Linked DNA regions of Homo sapiens: region 1 is linked to region 2. The links are chromatin contacts, found by Hi-C or POLR2A ChIA-PET in ENCODE. All regions are on one chromosome and are shown on one strand. The core of a region is the stretch at or near the end of the contact, and the rest is flanking DNA. Distances in the headings are between cores, read along the strand shown. Region 1 holds the start of SCDAL (stem cell derived angiogenic lncRNA). Region 2 overlaps NR2F2-AS1 (NR2F2 antisense RNA 1).

What was found. Hi-C counts contacts between places; a loop is a spot of excess contacts on that map. ChIA-PET counts read pairs that join two places held with the same protein, here RNA polymerase II (POLR2A). Pooled maps may share reads with other maps.
Region 1: a loop to region 2 is called in a map of right lobe of liver, with 3 times the contacts of the local background. The contact joins the promoter of SCDAL here to the enhancer-like site in region 2. A Hi-C loop is called at or near these places in 4 of 168 maps with a recorded cell type or tissue (Caco-2, HepG2, gastrocnemius medialis and 1 more) and 1 of 50 pooled maps. POLR2A ChIA-PET finds 5 or more read pairs at or near these places in 2 of 52 experiments (Caco-2 and HepG2).

What each region holds. Positions count from the first base shown.
Region 1 is chr15:96,340,145-96,346,467 of GRCh38, forward strand. SCDAL (stem cell derived angiogenic lncRNA) reads left to right here and starts at 2,753. Exons shown (of 2, transcript NR_198964.1): 1 at 2,753-2,854; 2 at 4,421-5,500. It overlaps NR2F2 (nuclear receptor subfamily 2 group F member 2), which reads left to right. Exons shown (of 3, transcript NM_021005.4): 3 at 1-114. RefSeq lists a silencer at 656-950 and enhancers at 696-1,215, 1,216-1,736, 1,737-2,256.
Region 2 is chr15:96,176,593-96,183,685 of GRCh38, forward strand. All of the region lies in intron 3 of NR2F2-AS1 (NR2F2 antisense RNA 1), which reads right to left. The region is part of intron 1 of LOC112268156 (a long non-coding RNA gene); the gene reads left to right. Among named protein-coding and RNA genes, the nearest start is that of NR2F2-AS1, 150 kb to the right of the region's middle. RefSeq lists enhancers at 3,649-4,149, 6,456-6,957. Within about 2 kb of position 5,344, at least 9 of the 41 ENCODE cell types and tissues checked have a DNase peak (open chromatin) inside an H3K27ac peak, as active enhancers do; they include right lobe of liver, where a contact is called at or near this core.

The sequences.
Region 1 (6,323 bases), core at 1,503-4,002, 160 kb after region 2:
TAAGTAAAACACAGGCCCTTTTCCTTGTTTGTTTTGTGTTAGTTTATTGTAAACAGCCATTTGTTGTAAATTATTATTGGCATTAAATTATAATTTATGATTTTCAAAGCAAAAGACAATCCCTGTTTTATTATGCTTTAAGCATGTGTTCTAGACGTTGGAAATCTCTCTCGCACTCTTAAGTTTAAGCAATGAGCTTGGGGTCTGCGAGGCAGAAAAACAGGACCCAAAATTTTTCAACCGGTTAAAACAAACCCCCTTGTATATGTTTAGAGTGGCCGGAGGAGGATCTGTTTAGAGTCTTGAGTTCGGTTTAAGTTTATTGCATTTAAAGAAAGTTTTTCTTTTCACGCTGAGTTAGAACAAAAGATCTTTGCTGCGACTGAATTGGACAAAAGACGAGGGCTGGGACCCAGCGAGCGCGTTCTGTGTGAAATTGACGAGATCTTTAAAAAAGCTGCTAAACATGGCGACTCTTTCCCTTTAAGTGTCTCTTTTTCCTTGCTGGGTTTTTTTTTTTTTTTTTTTTTCATCTGATCTGAGCTCGCTTTATTTCTTTTCCCAACCCCGCTCCCCCTCCTCCTCGTGGCGCTCGGGGGTGTGAGAGAACCCAGTTAGACGCGAAATGCAACAATAGTGCAAGGAGAGAGAGGGGCGCTCGCTGCTTCTCGCCACTTTCAAACAAACCTGGGGGAAGATTGAGCCCGGGGGGGATTCCAGCCTGCTCGCTCGGCTCGCGGTCGCCCTGCCTCGGCCTTTCACCATTAGCTCTCCCTGGGCCGCGAGGAGCTGGGGCTCAAAGTTAGCGGGCGACGTCCGAGGCTTAGCCTCTAGCCGGCTGCAGGGACGGGGGCCTGGAGTTGGCAGCTGCTACGGGAAAGTGCCTGCCCCCCAGCCCCCGCCCCCACTTACGTGCGGCAGAATTCCGCCAGCGCCCCGGGAAAGTCCGGGGTGCCGGGCGCGCGGAGCTGCACTCCTGGGATGTGCATTAAGCGGCGACAGGCGGGGGGGGCGAGGGCGGGGGCGGGGGGCGGTCAGGGGGAGCTCGAGCGTGTGAAACTCTGCCTCGAATCTCGCTTTTGACTTGGTCCTATGAGCTGAGCCAACATGGCGTCTCCCACTGCACCGCGAGCGCCGGGCTGCCAGGCTCGGCAGGGCCGGGTAATAGAAAACACATTGGTTACCAAAAAGAAAAAAAGGAGGGCGGGGGGCGCTAAAGGCCATTCCGTCTGCAGGCAGAAAACCCTTTTTTAAACTCTTGCTGGCAAGTGAGTCCGGTCCTCGGTTCTTTAATTAAAGCAACAGAATTCGTAAGGAAAATATTGGTAACGCTGTACCTTCTCCCCTCCCCCTCCCATATTCAGGAGAGTTGATTTCCTGTCCCCTCTCCTTCCAAGAACCAAATTAGAAAAATAAAAAGTCTGTATCCGCAAATGATCTTAAATGTTTGAATGGTATAGGGGGATGGGAAGAGGACGGTCTTTACAGACCTCGGTCAGTTCTCGCGCTCATTAATGCAGGGGCTGCGCCGGGGTTTGCGCGGGCCCGAGCGGAGCTGGGGCGCGGTGGGGAGGGCGGAATGCGAACCCCGCTGGACTTGGGCAGAACTTGCTGCTTTTGCACGCCCAAGTTGTGGGAAAGGAGGCTTTCCGGGCGGAGGGTTGATTGGGGGGTGGGAGGGTCTAGCAGGGGCTGAGGGCCGGTTCCAGGCGGGTGGTCGCAGACCCTAGAAATGTGTGAGCCCGCGTGGACTGTGCCCCTGGCAGGAGAGCGACTGCAGCGGAGGACCCTCTTTCTCTAATAGGTTTGAGAGTGGGCAAGGGCGGCCGTGGGACAGACCTGGCCTCCTAGAGAGGGTCTTCTGAGGGCCTCTGCAGAGATAGTGGATCCGGGCCCAGGCTCCCTTCTCGGGCGGATGGGATATCGCCCCGCCACGTCCAGCTCCATCCCCAGCCCCGGCCTGGACAACCCTCTCCCTCAGCCGCCTGGGATACTCTCTGAATTCCAGGCCTCGTCAAGATTTATTGAAGTTGGGCTTAAAAAACGTGCTTCAGATGATTTTTCCCATTTTCTCAGATTTCAAAGGCTCCCTGCAGTGCGGCTGCCTAATTAATGGTGAAATTCAACTAAATCTAATTATGCAGTAATTTTAAAGCAGTTAGTGCTGGGCGTTGGTTTGTAATAGGACCTCAGTTTTTTAAAGTTTGCTTACTGTGTTGGTTTAGGGGAAAGCTATTTTTTGTATGGTAAAGAAAGACCGGGAAGTAGTACTACTGGAGGAACCAGAGGGCTAAGAACCGCTCCCCACCCCACCTCTATCTCCATCCCCAATTCTATCTCGTTTTCCTTCTGTTTTTTCTATCCCAAGCACACGGTAAAAAGCTGAGCAAGGTGCTAACCCAACAAGGAGACCCTATTTCATAGCCAAAGGGGAAAGAGAGAATCTTTCATACAGAGACACAAAGGGCTTGGTATCTGTCCTGGAGGCCTCTGTAAATGCCCCCAAACCCGGGAAGGGATTCTCATCTCCTCTAATAGAGAACAGATTTCCTCCTCTTAACATCCATTGTCATTAAGGCGCAAAGCTGACTCTTGGAGTTGTAAATCTTATCGTCCTTCTGATAACACACTTGTAATAAGTTAGCGTCCTATTCAAAGTGAATTGTAAAACTGCCTCATTTAATATGGCATCTGTGTCATTAAAACTTTTATTTTTCTCCCCCTCGTGTCTTGCAGGTTTGGCCTTGGGGCTAGCGCTGAAGTCTCTGCCTATGGGGCCTCTGGGGTAGGGCTGAGGGGAAGAAAGGTGTGAAAGACGGGCTGCCTGGATTCAGCCTCTGGATCTTAGACCGGGGTGAGAGACCCGAGGCAGAATGGGCCTGGGGGGTGGTGTCCCTCTATCCCATCTCCCCCGGAGCGGCCCCCTCGAAATGACGTTCCTTGAAAGAAACATGCTTGTGATTAGCTAAGCAAACACATCTGCTTTCGGAGTTGGGCCTTCGTTAATTAGCTGAACAAAGGGCCGTTTTGCTTTTTACCTTTTGCTGGGGAGAGTGTGTTATTTCAGGAGTGTTGCGGGCCCTCCTCTTTTCAATTGCAGCCACGACGTTAATTTTATTGGGATTACTGATGGGAAATGAGGTGGCGCAGGCTTCCGAGAGGAAAAGCTTGATCATTACCCCCTTTGGAACTATATTTTTCCACCCAACCTCCTGCTTGAGAGGAGGGGGTGGGGGGCGAACTGCGCTGCAAGTTCGGAGCAATTGGAATCAGGCTCGCGGTGCGCTGATCTCGGGTGACAGAGCGTGTGTTGAAGCTGAACTCTATAATTTGCGCTTCTGTTCCTTTATTAGGCCTGGACAACGAACTAATGAGCTTTGGCCCAGTACAATGTCACTTGTATTTATTTTCTTATGGCAACTTTGAGATAGCGGAAGTGTTCTTTACCAAGAGCCAGGGAGGGCCCGGAGTCCTGCCGGCTGCTGTCCCGGCCCGGGTCGGTGGCTGCGTCCCGGGGGAGCGAGGGCGCGGTGAGAGCGCGCGCAGAGCCGGCAAAGCTCGGGGACTGGGCTTCTAGGCGAAGCTAATGGGGCCCTCAGGAAGGCGTTAGGCCCTTTGGAGGCCCAGGCATCCCTACAGGAGCAGCTCCCTGAGGATGAGGTCGGGGGGCGCGGGGCAAGTCCAGGGCAAGTTCCCAGGCACGAGATGATGGAAGGCGCGAAAGTGGCATGGCTTCCTCCTGGCGCAGAGCAGGGGGTCCTTCCGCAAAGACTGCCAGGCCAAGGAACCCTCTGAGCAAGCAGATGTACTCCGCCCGGTGGCCTGGGCGTCTGCTTTCTGCTGCAGGAACCTGGCCCAGCTCTGTTGCTCTCTGGGTTGGGGGTGAGGTGGGGTGAAGAGGATGCTTTAAAGGAGTTCTTGGGGTCCTCGGCATGCGGGGACTCCCTCCCTTCTCTTTCTGGTTTGGCCACTCCAAAGGGTCGAAGTTGGAGAGGCCTGGAATAAAGTGAAGAAGCAGTGGGGGTTGGAGGGACAGAAGGGTCGGCGGAGGCAGTGCGGCGTCCCTTGTTCCCTGGCAGAGAGAATACGAGCCCACCACGGGGGGATTGTGGGTGGGGGGCAAGGGAAGGGAAGCCCCAGGAACTGCGAGGGGAGCGAGTACTTCTCTCCGCAGCCTGTCACTTTCCGAGGCTCCCGCCAGGCAGCCCTCGTTAATAACGCCTAGACACCGTGCCCCTGCCCGCCCCATCTCTCCTTGCCTCTCCTCACTTCATCTCTCTGCCTTACCACCCCCTCCCCACCTTTTCCTTCCTTCCTGCAAATGGGTGTTAACGTGGGTCTTTATGTTCTGTCTATAACTAGGATGTAATCACGCACCCCATGCCTCTCTCTAAAAGCATTTCATAAATGTCTATTAAAGCGCTACGAATGTAAGATGAATTTAGTGGCGCGGCTGCCTCCCTGAATCCGAACGGTAATGATGGATTTATCAACGGGGATTCGCCTTCAGCCCAGCGAGGGAGGTTTACTCAGCAAATATGTCGGCGAGCACCCACCCAAATGCAATCATTTGACCCCCTGCGGACGATAGCTGCCGTGCCCCTTCCCACCGCTGGTCCTGCTTGGCCAGGGTCGCTGGGGGCCAGAGGCCGGCCCGGATGACCAGAGAGGTGGCCTCACGGATCCCTTGGCCTCTCGCCCCCTCCTCTGTTTCCTCCTCTCAGCTTGAGGCTCTCCTGGCAAGGGGGATCGATCTGGCGTGTAGGTTTGGTGGGGAGGGAGAGGGTGGTGGCGGTGCCAGAGCACAAGATGAAGTGTGGGCTGTCTTGGCGTTGCCAGGAGACATCAGTGGGTGCCATCGTGCCCTTCTTAGTTTGGAAGGGGCACAATTGTACCCAAGTCTCTGAGTGTGAGCTTAAGTGCCCTGCTTTTGACCAAATCTTAGTGTCTGGGATCGTGGCTGACTCGGCCCAGCCCTGGGCCCCATTGTAGGAAACGTGGCTGTAGGACAGAAGCCTGTGGTGCCCAGCCCCTTGGAAGGGCTCAGATGTGCCCAGAACGAATGCCTTGCCTGCCCATCCTCCTGGGGCTCCCTAGACCCCAAGCCAAAGCAGAGATACCTGTTATCAAAGGTTGGGGAAGAGCCTCCAAGGCAGGGGCAAAACTTCCATATCTCTTTCCCCCAAACTGATCTAGCTTCTCCTTCACCTTCCCCCACCGAGGCCACCCGGCCATTTTAAAGTTTAGTGGCTGTGGACTTTTAGAATTTGGTTTGGTCTGTGATCCTTACCGCACAGACCCAATGACCACCACCTCTTTCTTTTTGTCTTTTATCTGCTCTCCTTTTGAGGGGGAGGAAAGTGCTGGCCTGTTCCATCAAGCCCAGTTCGCATTTGCTTTAGCCTCTGATTTCTCTTTCTTCTTTGGAAATTTCATTGAGATGTCTCTGTACTTCGCTTGTCAGTTATCTTTGTTCCTTTTAAATAAAGGGCTTTTAAATGGACTTATTGCTCCCAGCGTGGGTTCCTCTCTCTAAATGTTAGAAAATTGTGCCATCTACCCGCTATGCTGAGTACTGTCACACTCGGAGACCTCGGGGACCTCCGGGCAGGCTTCAATGCTGCAGTGTCAGGGGCCGCGGGCAGCAGGAGGAGGGGGCGGCTCACGTGGATTTTTACAGATCTCCGCCTGCAGCCGGCCCGCGTGGCCACGCCAGGGCACGGCCCGAGACGCGCGCAGCCGCCAGCTTGATGGCGGCCGCGAACTTGGCTGCAGCGGCAGATCTCCGACCAAATCGCAGGCGTGGCCGGGACTCTTCGCTTCTGCAGCATACAGCTGGCCGAGGGGGAGCCGCGGGTGGTTTTGGACCCCAACAGCAACTGGGGGTCAGGGATAACGGAGGACAATGGGAAAGGGGGAGCTGCCTAGGAGGGGGAGAGGGGTGGATTTTGCCGCGCCGCTTTGGAGCGCTCCCACGGCCTCTCCAGGCCGGTCTCTTTCCTTGGGGGATGCCAGGCTAGGGGCAGCGGAGAGCGAAAGCCGCGGAGTGGCTTCCCTGTCTCTTGGCCAGAGAGTTCTGGCCAGGCAGTTCGGCTGCAACTTTCAGATCCATTTTCTCTGGTGGAGATATTTCTGGTGTCTTTTTGTAGGCCAGACTTCTTTCCTTTAGGGGAGAGTGGTTTAGATGGACCGAATTTGAGCAGATCAGGTGTCTGATGTGGGGTATCTTCACCCCAGCCCCGCCTCTGCAAAACACCCATCCGCAACTGCAGGTTCTTTTGAATGAGTTAAAATGGATTAACAGTTTGGATTTTATTATGTGG
Region 2 (7,093 bases), core at 4,094-6,593:
AGATGGCAAGAGATATGAAAAAGCAAGAGAAGTAAAGTGTTCATTGTCGAAAGTGGTTGATGGATACCTGGATGTTCACTATCTAATTCTTTCACCTCCTCTGTTTAAGTCTTGTGACAACAAAATTTCCTTCTAAAATAACATTTTCAAAGTAAAATTTTTATAATAAATGGGGCAGAAAGGATAAAAGTAATGTCTGGCATGAAACAAACTACTCTAAAAGTTGCACAAAGCGACATCACTATTTCCCTTCCTTTGGCCATTTTTATGTTAGCATTTATTTTCCTTTGATGTATCTGATTGGACCCTGAAGTATCCTACCTTCAAGGTATCCAAAAAGGTATCTTGGGTATCACCGTTAGGACTAGTGATGAGAATTTATTCTATGATGGAATCTAATTCCATGGCAAGTGGCCAACTTTCATTTCTTTGTTTAAATTTTATGATAAGAGATGCATACAGTGAAAGACATAGAAACATCCCCAGTCAGATGCCTCCGCCAAATCCGCTTGTGGAAAACTGTAAATTCCACAAGTGAGTTTACGCTCTTGTCTCATGAATGTGTAGAAAGAATAATGCATTTGTTTGTTTGATTATAGCTGAATTTCTGCCTTTGTAACCCCACCAGTAGGTGGTCATGTATTTCTCATACTAAGGTTCACTACCACTTCACAAACAATATGCTCAACACTGTTGCAAGCATCAGATGAGAGTGTGTGCCTGACAAAAATTTGAAAAAGTCCTCAAAATATGCAGCCTAATCTCTGGATTAACTGTTTCTTTAAAGGGCCTCTGCAGTGTATAATCTGCAGACTTGTTCTGTTGCTTTTATGCAATGCCAATATTATTAGTAGCAATAATACAATCACGCTTCAACTATTTGGAGGTCAATTAGCTGGAAAGTTCTGCCTTCTGAATGGAAGCTAAGAAACCAGTAAGTAAGCAAGAAAAATCCTGTGGGCAGTCAAAATAGCTGCAAAAGCTTCAGGGTGCCAAGCTCATATATTTGCTCATGGAAGACTCTCTAAAGCCAATGCTCAAAATCCTATGACACTTATTTATGCAAAATTCTAACAAGCCTGGGTTTCCAGCTCATAACCCTAACAGAGGTTGCATATAGGCAGGCATGGTGAAAGCACCAAGAATCAGAAGAGTAATCAGCCATCATTCAAAACTCAAAAAGGACTACAATTTGGGAGGATGGAATTCAGGGGTGGAAAAGTCCACCCTAATGCTACCAAGTTAACATTTTATAAACTATGTTCCTAAAATTATAGTTCCACAAGATATTAAAGAAGGTTTTTTAAAAATAAAAAAGAGGACTGGGAGTGGTGACTCACACCTGTAATCCCAACACTTTGAGAGGCTGAGGCAGGAGGATTGCCTGAGCCCAGGAGTTCTAGACCAGCCTTGGCAGGATAGTGAGACCCCCTCTCTACTAAAAACCAAAAAAATCAGTTGGGTGTGGTGGCATGCGCCTGTGATCCCAGCTAGTCAGGGAGCTGAGGTGAGAGGATCACTTGAGCCCAGGAGGTCGAGACTGCAGTGAGCTGTGATCGTGCCACTGCACTCCAGCCTGGGTGACAGAGCAAGACTGTATCTCAAAAAATTAAAAAAAGTAAAAATTAAAAATAAGAGGAGGTGCTATCCTCAGATATGTTTAGAAAATACCGGTCTAATAGTGCTTCAATATTTCTATTGTGATTCTAGCAAGTTCTAAAAAGAACACTGGTTTTGTGGTTGTTCTTCCTTTCCTCACTCCACATTTTTTCTTTTATTTTGGCTGAAACTTACAGATATTTTTTTTTTCTCATCATAATGATGTCCATCAGTCTGCCCGAATCTTCTGGTCTGGGTGTGGCTCTGACTTTTCAAATACCCTTCTTAAGCAGGTGTTTCCTCTCCTGCCCCAAACATTGTATTCCCTTTCGTTTGTGTTGTATAGATTCCAGGCCACATTTCTACTTTTTGAGGACAGCTTCCAAACCATCCACATGTTCACTTTCTTTTCCACTTCCCTCGGTTTTCACTTCCTACTTCCTTTCCCCATCTTTTTCCTCTCCAGATTGTATGCCAGGCATTCTTTGCCTATACTCTGCTTTGAAATCCTTCCTGCATTTCCTCTCTATCTCACAGCTTTGCAATTTTTGCTACTCTTGCTCCCTTCCTGCGTATTTCCTTCATATCTTGAATCCCAACTACCTCTCCTCTCCTGCCAAATCAAATGCATCAGCTGAAAGCCACCTGAAAATCCCTCTTCTCTTCCCATCTGTGCAACCCCACTAGTTTACCTTTAACATGCATTGTTCCTAAGTGAACCCACCAGCTTGCATGGGGAGAAGGGATATTAGTTTATTCTTCTTTCCTGGCAGCCCTTGAGTACAGGGCTATGAGCCCCTCTGACAAATACTGTCCTCCATGTCATCAACATTGGATTTTGAGTCAGTAGAACTGTGTTCCATCTTAAACTCTGCCTCTTATTTACTTGGCTCAGTCACTTAATTTTTTTGAACCTCAGTTTCCACATCTATAAAAGGGCAATAATCCCTGATTTATCCCAGGGGGCTGAGTGGAGGCAATGAGGCCATGTTTGTGCAAGCTCTTCAGCGCGTGGTGGATGTGACAATTTTATTCTTTCACTTGAAAATTTTATTCATATTTGAGGTCCTGGGAGTAGAGCTTCATTCTCTTTCTTTACTTTCCTAGAGATGGGGTCTCATTTTGTCACCCAGGCTGGAGTGCAGTGGCGTGTTCACTGCAGTCTCGACCTCCTGGGCTCAAGAGATCCTCCTGCCTAAGCTTCCCAAGTAGCTGAGACTACAGGCTCACACCACCACTTCTGGCTCATTCTCTTTTATAGTCTTAATTTCTTCTGGTTCTACCAGGTTTTTGTTTACTGTTTACGTACACCAACTGAGTTCTCCAGTTTGATCAGATCACAGACTTGTCAAGAGGGAGCCTGTATTAATAGCAAAGTGGTTAACTGCATGATCACCATCTTCCAACATTCTGGCTGAAAACCTGACTCCATCATTTAGCAGGTGCAGGAAATTGGGAAAGTCCACTTATCCTGGACTTCCTGTTTCCTTACCTTTTTCTTCTTTTCTTTTTTTTTTTTTTTTCGAGACAGAGTTTCACTCTCGTTGCCCAGGCTGGATTGCAATGGCACAATCTCCACTCACTGCAACCTCCGCCTCCCAGGTTCAAGCAATTCTCTTGCCTCAGCCTCCTGAGTAGCTGGGATTACAGGCGCCTGCCACCAGGCCCGGCTAATTTTGTATTTTTAGTAGGGATGAGGTTTCTCCATGTTGGTCAGGCTGGTCTCAAACTCCCGACCTCAGGTGATCCACCCGCCTCTGAGATTACAGGTGTGAGCCACCATGCCCAGCCCCTCATCTTTAAAATGGGGTGACTTCTGTAGTGAGTGAGGCCACTAAGGAAGGTCACTGTGATGATTATGAGTCCAAAGGAGTGAGATCTTAGCCCACATGGTTATTAGCCCTGCCTCTTTGCCCCTGCCTCGGTTTTCTTCCTTGGTTCCTCCATTCTCCATTTCTCACTGTTGTCTCTCTCTTCCTGTCACCCCACGGTGGTGCAAGCTGGTGCTCCCTGCACATCCAGTAAAATGTCAGGGGAAAAGTTCAGCCGTTGCAGCCTCCCGAGGGGCTGCTCTCCTTGGGCTGCTGCTGGCTGTGTGGCTCCTCCTTCCTCCCCTGGATTCTTTCCTGGCATCCTCCCGTGTTTTCACTGTCTTTCTGATTAGAGAGTATGTCAGTGGGGCAGGATAATTTACTGATATATTAATTTGTGTTTTTATCTCAGCGTTTGCCCTCTGCTCTACAAAGGAAGTCAGGCCTCTCTGTGCCCCTGCCTCGAGGGAGGTTTGTTTTAAAAGTCCAAAGCCAAGACACCTGGCTTTTGTTTCCCCAAAGCTCAAGCTGTGGGAGGAGATAATGCCAGCAGGGAGGAAGAGGGGAGAAGCTCGAGGCCTTTGAGAGGAGGGAGAGAGAGAGGCAGGGAGACAGAGAGAGATTTTGATAGATGGAAAGGGGGCGAAGGCCAGAGAAGCAGGCCACTTACAGACAAGCCACAATCCATGGCAGCCCCTGCAGAAGCGGCTGCCTCTCAGAGAGGATGAGCGTGGACCACTGGCCCCTAATCCCAGGCTGACAGATGCAGCAAATGCGCCACCCAAAGTTCCCAGCACCCAACACGCTTGTGGGCAGCACAGCCACAAGAGGGAAGCTCAGGTAGGTGGGGACAGTGGCAAGCAGAAGAGAGAAGAGACAGGGACAGCTAGAACCGTAAATCAGAACATCTAATGTTTGCTGCCCACTCAGAACGTGCTAAGCACCATTCTAGGATCTTGGCAAATATTAGAATGGTCACTCCTGAAGACAACCCTCCATCCCCACATTCACAGCAGAGGAAACAGAGGAACACAGAAGTAAATTTTCCAAGATCACACAACTGGGACATGGTAAAACCAGATACATAGAAATATTGAGAGACCACCAATTTATTGCAAAATGCTAAGAACGAAATACTGCATAGGCCAAAAAATAATACAGAAACTGAAAACACAAACCCCTCTGAGTGCCACTGGAAGAAAACTGCAGCAAGGCCTGGACTCTTTCTAGGCTTCACTAGCTCTGTAAGTGCTATTCCATTGTATTTTGATCATGGAAGTATTATCTTTCTTCAGATAAATCAGAGGTGTGTATGTTCAGAGCATAAGGAATAGCCTGGGATTTCCCAGTTCCCCTTTCAGTTATCTGGCTTCCTAATTTACCCTGTGAACACTACCTGACCTTGCTACATCTTATTTACCTTTCTCATCTGTAAAATGGGTGTAGGGAATCACCTAGGCTAGCATTTATGATCACTGAGTACCTGTTCCATAATTAGGAGCTGTTATTATCATTGGCATCCCCATGTCCAGTCCTGCTTAGTCTTAGAGCCTACCCAGCACCTAGGCTGCCTTTACTATCTCTGCAGGTCAGACACAGTGCTGGGTGCTGAGTCCTGTCTCTCAATGCCTCCCCCGTCTAGTTGGAGGAGAGAACCATGAGCAGATCTTTAGTGTAATATGATAAGTGCTACAGACAGAATAATCCCAGTATCCCACAGGGGCCCAGGATGAGGCCCCTAGCCATACTGCAGGCTGGGAATGAGGGCAGATTTCCTGCAGAAGTTAACGGCCTGAGTCTTCACAAACAACGGTAACCTCCGCTGCCTCACAGTGGGGAGTGGGCCAGAGCCTCCCCACTCCCTCTTCCAGCCCTCAAAAATGGCTCTTGAGCCTGAACACACTCCTAACACCGCCCCAGCAGCTAATTTGAGAGTTCTGAGCTACGCCTAACTTGCATCATTCTGGGCCACAGACCAAGCCAGCAGCGAAGAAGCCAAGAGCGTTCAGGGCTGCCGACGCATTCCATAAACCCAAATTTCCAGTGTTGCCTTGAGTAAGATGTATACAGGAAATTTTCCATGTGTCAATTAAGCTCATTGAGCATGTGACATAAAAAGGAAATGTAATGTGGGATTCTGATTGGCAAAGTTCAAAAGCCTGTGATTTTGATACCCAGATATAGATCTGCAAGCTATTAAGAGTACTTGACTTGCAACATCCAGAGGTTGTGAAGAAACGCCTGGCACATCAGAGGAAAAAAATGCAGCGCTGAATAGCAGTCTTGGGAAAATACTTACTTCCCAGAGTAAAATGTACACATTAAATGAGTTCAAGAAGCAACTCAACTGTTCTACTTCTCTATCATTTCAAAATCCCCTAACAGATGTTCAGTTTTCAAAGAAAATAATGTTGCATTTTGACCGTTTTCCCCTCTAGATGCCCTAGACGGATGTGAGGTTGTCATACTAACCTTGACTTTGAATTGCTTTTCAGTTCATGTCATTGTAAACTTAGCATAAAACCCCGTGCTTCCCTGGAAAGTATGTATCTTGTTGCTAGCACAATGATTGAGTCCACTTGTCTATTCCAGGACACGAGAGGATCTAACTAAGTCAGAACACCCCACGTCTAGCCCATATATCTATTTATTACCGAATTCACCGGGAAAGACAAGCTGAGTTATCACTTAGCTGAAAAAACCTGAGAGGCATTTATGTGCATGAAGTACAGCATAGACAGAACCATCAAGGCAGGCTTGAAGGAAACACATTACACACTCAGCCTACACAAATCGCCTCACCGATGCCACTGGAGCCGAATGAATGGTGCAGGCGACAAGAGCGGCCCTAGGATGCTTATCTTCTCCCCAGCCCCCATCCCAACCCTCAACGATTACGAATACAATCGTTTGTGACAGATTGCTCCCCAGTCTTCCGCCTTAAATTCTATATGATAAATTCAACATGAAGTGACAGTCACAGCAAGTGTTCAGAGCTCTATCTAAAAAAACTAATTTTACTGAAGTTAGGACTCAATGAACAAGAAAATGTGAAGGTACACCTAAGGCGGATCTCAAAACTTTAATCTCTATGAATTCCATCATGGTTATTTACAGCTGGGATGATATTAATATTTTAAAATATTTCGCTAAAGAAGCACTATGAGACTTTAAAGTTGTATTGTTATGCAAAGGTGGATAATATCTCAATGGGTCCTCCCCAGTGCTGGTATGTTAATGGGGCAAGAGAAAGAGAACAGCTGCTTTTGTTACCCAAGCAGCAGACATAACAACACTGTCCTGTGGTTAATTTCTAGGAAAACGCTCTTCTTCCTTTTTTATTATTTGGGGGTGAAAAAATGTCTTGGGCTACTATTGTCTGTTTAAATTAGGCAAATGCAATTAAGAAGAGTCAAATGTACACAGGCTCCAATGATGGGTAAAATTAAGGTCACCAGTTGCAGCCCTAATCCAGCTGCATTGCTTAATCTCAGCTTTAGCCATTACCATTGTGTGGAATGGAAATGTCTTCCTCGTGTTGGGGTTAATGTGGACTGACTGGGTAGCTGGAGATCAATCCTGCAGGCCTGCTTGAATGTGCAAGTGCTTAACACTGACATTTTGAAAAAGTAAAATTGGGTTTCATTCCCCAGGATTAGGTCAGAGTCCTTTACTTGTCCCTG